Regions from separate parts of the Homo sapiens genome. Here region 1 is linked to region 2. Evidence: chromatin loops called from intact Hi-C (ENCODE). Cell type or tissue: IMR-90. All regions are shown on one strand. Links, peaks and the distances in the headings refer to the core of each region. The heading gives the core; the rest is flanking DNA. Region 1 overlaps IL16 (interleukin 16). Region 2 has its middle 22 kb from the start of CFAP161.

Region 1 (2,918 bases), core at 277-2,776, 81 kb after region 2:
TTTCCACTGGAAGGTGATGGTGTAGGAAAAGCCATTTCATGGCTCCTGGCTGCCAGCTAGGATTCTCTTTCTTGTACCACTCTCAGCACTGTTCATCACCACTAGGGGCCATAAATGCATGTATGTGAACACCTGTAGTTCTCTAATCACTGCCCCCATGCCCAGTAAACAGCTACCCTGGTACCTCTCCAGCCTTGAACTGTGCATACCAGTGGTGTGATTCTCCATTGATAGCACAGACCCAGAGAAAAGATAAGGTTGGGGGCTGTGTTAGTCCATTTTGCATTTCTATAAAGGAATACCTGAGACTGGGTAATTTTTAAAGAAAAGAGGTTTATTTGGCTTACCATTCTGCAAGCTATACAAGCATGGGACCAGCATCTACTCGGCTTCTGGTGAGGTCTCAGGAAGCTTTTACTCATGATGGAAGATGAAGAGGGAACAGTTGTGTCACATGGCAAGAGAGGGAGCAAGAGAGAGAGAGGAGATCCCAGACTCTTTTTAACAACCAGATCTCATGTGAACTCATGACCACAAAAAGAGCACAAAGCCGTTCATGAGGAATCTGCCCCCAGTGACCCAAACACTTCCCACTAGGCCCCCCCTCCAACACTGGGGATCACCTTTCAGCATGAGATTTGGAGGAGACAAAACATCTAAACTGTATCAGGGGCACAAGCTCTCCTGATGGAGTCTCATGCCTCCCATTTCTCAATTTCTCTCCAGTTGAATGTGAGCAGGTCACAAAGTAGACCTGGAACCCCATGTTTTACGACACGGTGGAGCACAGAACTGAATGAGACTGGGAACGGCACATAATAATGGCTCTATAAATGTTTGTGAAAGGAGTGGCATTATACCCATAAAAGGGTATAATGAGACCACCCTTAAGGCAGAGAGTCTATTCACATGGCCCAAACTTGCATTTGTTTATTTGAATCAACACATGGCTTTACACTGAATATTGCTTTGGGCATTCCCATTGGGTGGGATATGGAGTTACAGGACACTCGATCTGGAAGAAGGACAGCAGCAGATGAGACCGAATGTGTGGGAGGTCCCCACTTCAGAGCTGCCCTCCTAAAAAGATGTGAAATGCTTTATCCACATGAGAATGACCTCCATAGAGTGGAAAATCTTGCTTTCTTTAAAAATTCAAAGTAATTGGTCAGACAGTGTCACCACTCATATAGCATGACTCAGGATTTGATGAGGTCAGATCAGTCGTCTGAATCTCTGGCATGTGCTGTGGTTGGAGAAAAGGTGGTCAAGGCCTTCCTTCAGCAGACAAAATCCTTTGCTTTGCTGCCTGTGAGCAACTCAGCCTGTGGCTTTGGGGCCTGGGCCTTCTTGGCAAGTGGGAAACCCAATCTTTTGGCTGCCTGCCTCTTCCTGCCGCAGAAGAGCGACTTATGGATGCTGAGAGCAGCCACTGAGAGGGAAGCTTAGGGCTCCATGACTCCCACAGAGCCAGCTGTATCCCCTGAGTGTGTGGGAGGATGAGCAGGGAGGCAAGGGTGGTCCATGTGCAGGAAGCAAGGAGGGGCTGCCCACAGGTATGATTAATCTTCACTTGCTGACTGTCTCCCCAATTCAATGTGATTTCTAGTTGCTGTTTTTATTGCCAGAAAACATTTTGTACTATTCCTGAAAGCTAGTTTTAGGAGTTGGCCTTTTGAATTTCATTAGCTCTGGCAGAACTTCATTTGGTTAGTGAAGAGGTGTTAGGTAGAAAAGAAGAGGAGAATAAGGCCGGGCGCGGTGGCTCATGCCTGTAATTACAATACTTTGGGAGGCTGAGGCGGGTGGATCATCTGAGGTCAGGAGTTCGAGACCAGCCTGGCCAACATGGCAAAAATCCTGTCTCTACGAAATACACAAAAATTAGCCAGGCCTGGTGGTGGGTGCCCGTAATCCCAGCTACTCAGGAGGCTGAGGCAGGGAGAATTGCTTGAACCCGGGAAGTGGAGGTTGCAGTGAGCTGAGATCGCAACCATTGCACTCCAGCCTGGGTAACAGAGGGAGACTCCATCTCAAAAAAAGAAAGGAAACTGGGAAGAAGTAGTAAACCATCTACCTTTCCAACTCTATTTCTCAATACGGCCCTTCATTTGTACATTACAACCCATGTAGGCTTCTCCCTGTCCTTCACATATAACCCACTGGTTACTGCCTCCAAGCCTTTGTCCTTGTGGCTCTCTGCCTGGAATATCTTCCTCACTCTCATCTTTATGAACCCAAGTTTTAGTTATCCTCTAAGGCTCAGCTTCAGTGGAGCATCCGCCATAAATCTTTTCCTGATCCTCCTCTTATCCTGCACCCTTAGTTTCCACCATCCCTGCTTGAAACAACAAACAATTAAGAAACTTACATATTCCCATTGAAGAATGGCAACTAGCTGCAGGTAGGAGGAATTTACTGTAACAATTTGTGTTTCCACCCCCAGTTTAGAAGAATGTCTGAAAAAAGGTTTAAGGCTGCATGAGATTCTATACATCACACACATGTATCATAGTTTATTATTTTAAGATCTTCAAAGTATTTTATTAAATATTGAACATATAAAAATGAATTTGTAAGATGTATACACACTCTAAAAAATAAAGATGCCCTATACACCGGTGTGTCAATTATCAAGTTTAAGAAACAAACCTTACCGTTAACTTTGAGATTATTTGAATGTTCCTACCTGATGCCTTTCCATTCTCACTCCTCTCTAAGGTAACCACTTAATTTTGGGTTATTATTCTCTTGCTTTTCTTTATACTTTATTATACCTGTTTGTATATCTGAATGTTTTATTATTTAGTTCCACTTATTTTTGATTAGCATTTACATGGTGTCTATTTTTTATCCTTTTATTTTCAACCTATTTGTTATGTTTCAAGTGAGTTTCTTATGGATGGCATATAATTGGG
Region 2 (2,918 bases), core at 117-2,616:
AGATCCAGCAGACATCATTGACTATTTTATACCAGGTCTTGAGGTAGACACTGGGGATCCAGTGGGGAGTAAATGTGTTCCTACCTTTAAGGCTTCCACTGCAGAGAGGGTCAGAAGGGAGATGAGACATTGAAGGAGGTAGAGGGGTCAGAGTGTGGCAGTCTATATTAATATATGGAGCATTTGGGAGCCACCACATATTTTTGAGCAAGGGAGAGATAGGACAGGAAAGGAAGGTTAGTCTGGGAGTGAGGGGTATGAGGTAATTGAAGGAGGTCATTTGTGAGTCTGAAATTACAGTTGGTGAAAGCCCCCAAAGGCTTAAACCTGAGGAGAACAAAGCTGAAGTCTGATTAATGGGTTTTGGCAGATTTTTTTCCCCAATATCCCTTCAAAGGCAAAAAATAATAGAGACACTGTTTTTTCCATTAGTAAATACACTCAACGTCTCCTTATTTGTCTGTAGCTGTTTCAAAAGAAAATAGCTTTGTTTTTAAGAGCAACTGTGTAGGCCCCGGTGTAGCTCATGCCTGTACTCCTAGTACTTTGGGAATTTGAAATCAGTCTGTGCAACATAGAACCCATCTTTACAAAAAATTAAAAAAAATTAGCCAGGTGTGGCGGCACATGCCTGTAGTCCTAGCTACTTGGGAGGCTGAGGTGGGAGGATCACTTGTGCCCAGAAGTTAGAGGTTACAGTGAGCTATGGTAATGACACTGAACTCCACCTTGGGCAACAGAGCAAGATCCTGTCTCAAAAGAAAAAAAAAAAAAAGAACTACAACTATTTATAAGTATTTCTATATTTGATAATAATTCAATATAAATTCAGTTATCTTGAAGACTTGGCGTAAGGAGAGCCTGGCTAAATTACTGGGTTCAATTCCTATGGGGAGATGATGTCGCAGAGAAGTCAATTGGTTAATATATAAGGAACTCCTACAAATGCAAGATAAAACTGTAAACACCCCATTAGAAAAATAAGGCAAAGGCTTAAACTGGCAACTCTAAAAGAAGTAATTCGAGGATCCAATAAACATTTCAAAACATGTTCAAATGAAGACAGCAATGAGATACCATTTTCCTTTCATCTGATTGGATGGCAATGACAGAACCATAGAGTGTCAGAACCTACAAGGACCAGCTGATTTGGCTTCCCCGGTCATTTTACAGGTGAGGAAGATAGGCCCAGATAGGAGAAGGGACCCACCTAAACCCAGGGGTTAGACAGAGGCAAATTCTGAACAGATCCCCCTCTGGTGACAGTGTCTGCTGAGAAGTCGAGACTGATGAACCTTGAAGAGGTTTTGCAACCTGGAAGGAGGCCTGGTTTCTGTCCTGCCAATTTGATCTTGCAGTTTTCCAAAGTGGCCACGAGATGTCAATGTTAATAATGCTAACAAGTCAACACTTGCAGTTGCTCAAATATTGAGCTTATTGCAAAATACGAGGGGGTTTTCAGTTTTCAAAATGTACATTCTAAGAGGGGAAAAACCATAAAAACACTGTGGTCAGAGTATGAATTCAATGTTTTTTGACTTTATAAAGAAAACCGTGTATTAGGCACGTGTAAAACCTGAATAAAACAGCATTCCTAGGGTTTGCGACAAAGGAAGTTCAGGTTAGCCTACAGCCCCTTTGGGACTTTTTATAAACATTGCATCTGGAGCCTGGAGGTCCCTCCAAGAAATTGTACCCTAAACCCCAGGTCCAGGGGTCCTGCATGATGTGCCGAATAGTGATTTCAAAGCCCTCGCTGCTACTTACCATCCTCAGCTAAGCCACTTTGCCCTCGTGAAGCCTCAGTTTTCTCTATAGGATTACTAGCTCCCTCTCAGAGTTGTTTAGAAGATTAAATAGAACGAGACAACGTATTTGAGAGAAGCAGGAGGAGATCATGGTTCTGAGTGCTGGCTCTGGGATCAGACAACTCAGTGTGGACACTGTTCGCTTCCCAGCTGCATGTCTTTGGAAAGTCATTGCACCACTTTGGGCCTCCATTCCTTCATAGGTTAAAAAGAGGGCTAAAATATTACCCATCTCTCAGGCTTCCTGTGCAGATTAAGTGGAGTTGTGTGGTTAAGCACTGAGCATCCTGTCTAGAACTACGTCAATAAGAATAATAATTGTCAAGACTGCTTGGGTCTCTTGTATGTATCTCTGCCTTGCATTGCTGCATTCTAATTTTTAAATATTTGTCTCTCTTCCACTTAACTATGAGCCCCTCAAATACAGATGCTGTGGGTATACACATATGATTTTAATATCCGCATCCCCCATGTTCAGCCCAGGGCTTGGCTCATACTGCTAAATGCTAGTTCTTCCTTCTCCCTCATTTTACAGGTAAATGAAAGCTTGGAGAGGTGGACTGATTTGTCCAGTGGAGCACATGAGTTAGTACTTCCTCTCTTACAGCACTTGTCACTCTGAATTGTATGGTGTGTTTACCTCTGTCTACCATGCTTGACCATAAGCTCCCTGAGGGCAGGAAAACTTATCCCAAGTTATGTCTCCAGGGTTAAAATACCATCATTAGCATAGCTAACATTTATTGAGCACGTACTATGTGCCAGACACTCTTCTAAGCATTCTTTTTCATGCATTAACCAATGTAATTCTCACGTATAACCTGTAAGCCAGGTACCATCATTATCTGAGTTTTACTGGAGTAGAAACTGAGACATGGAGAGATTAACTTACCCAGTGTTGCACAGCTGGTAAGTAGGAGAGCCAGCCACTCTGAATCTGGGGCCAGAACACTTCACCCGTAACTTAACCTCTCAGGCAGAAATCCTTCATGAATTTTTGTTGGCTAGAATTGAATCAGTAAGATTGGAGATTGAGCAATACTGTAGTGTATCATGGGGAGTGACCCTAGGTGTGCCCTCAAGTTCCATGTTGAGACCTGCTTCAAATGT

What was found. Hi-C counts contacts between places; a loop is a spot of excess contacts. Peaks named below come from ENCODE experiments on the same cell type or tissue, not always from the same donor. Only the 100,000 strongest peaks of a DNase experiment are listed, where the experiment ranks them.
Region 1: it touches region 2 in a loop (8-fold over the local background); 5 of 110 quality-filtered maps call a loop at or near these places.

Annotation. Positions count from the first base shown.
Region 1 is chr15:81,234,924-81,237,841 of GRCh38, forward strand. All of the region lies in intron 2 of IL16 (interleukin 16), which reads left to right. Among named protein-coding and RNA genes, the nearest start is that of IL16, 40 kb to the left of the region's middle. In IMR-90, for the core only: no CTCF peak of the experiment used is centred there; a DNase peak (open chromatin) is centred at 1,308; H3K27ac peaks cover 492 bases.
Region 2 is chr15:81,154,444-81,157,361 of GRCh38, forward strand. No RefSeq gene overlaps it. Among named protein-coding and RNA genes, the nearest start is that of CFAP161, 22 kb to the left of the region's middle. In IMR-90, for the core only: a CTCF peak has its summit at 1,376 (motif pointing right); a DNase peak (open chromatin) is centred at 1,388; H3K27ac peaks cover 295 bases.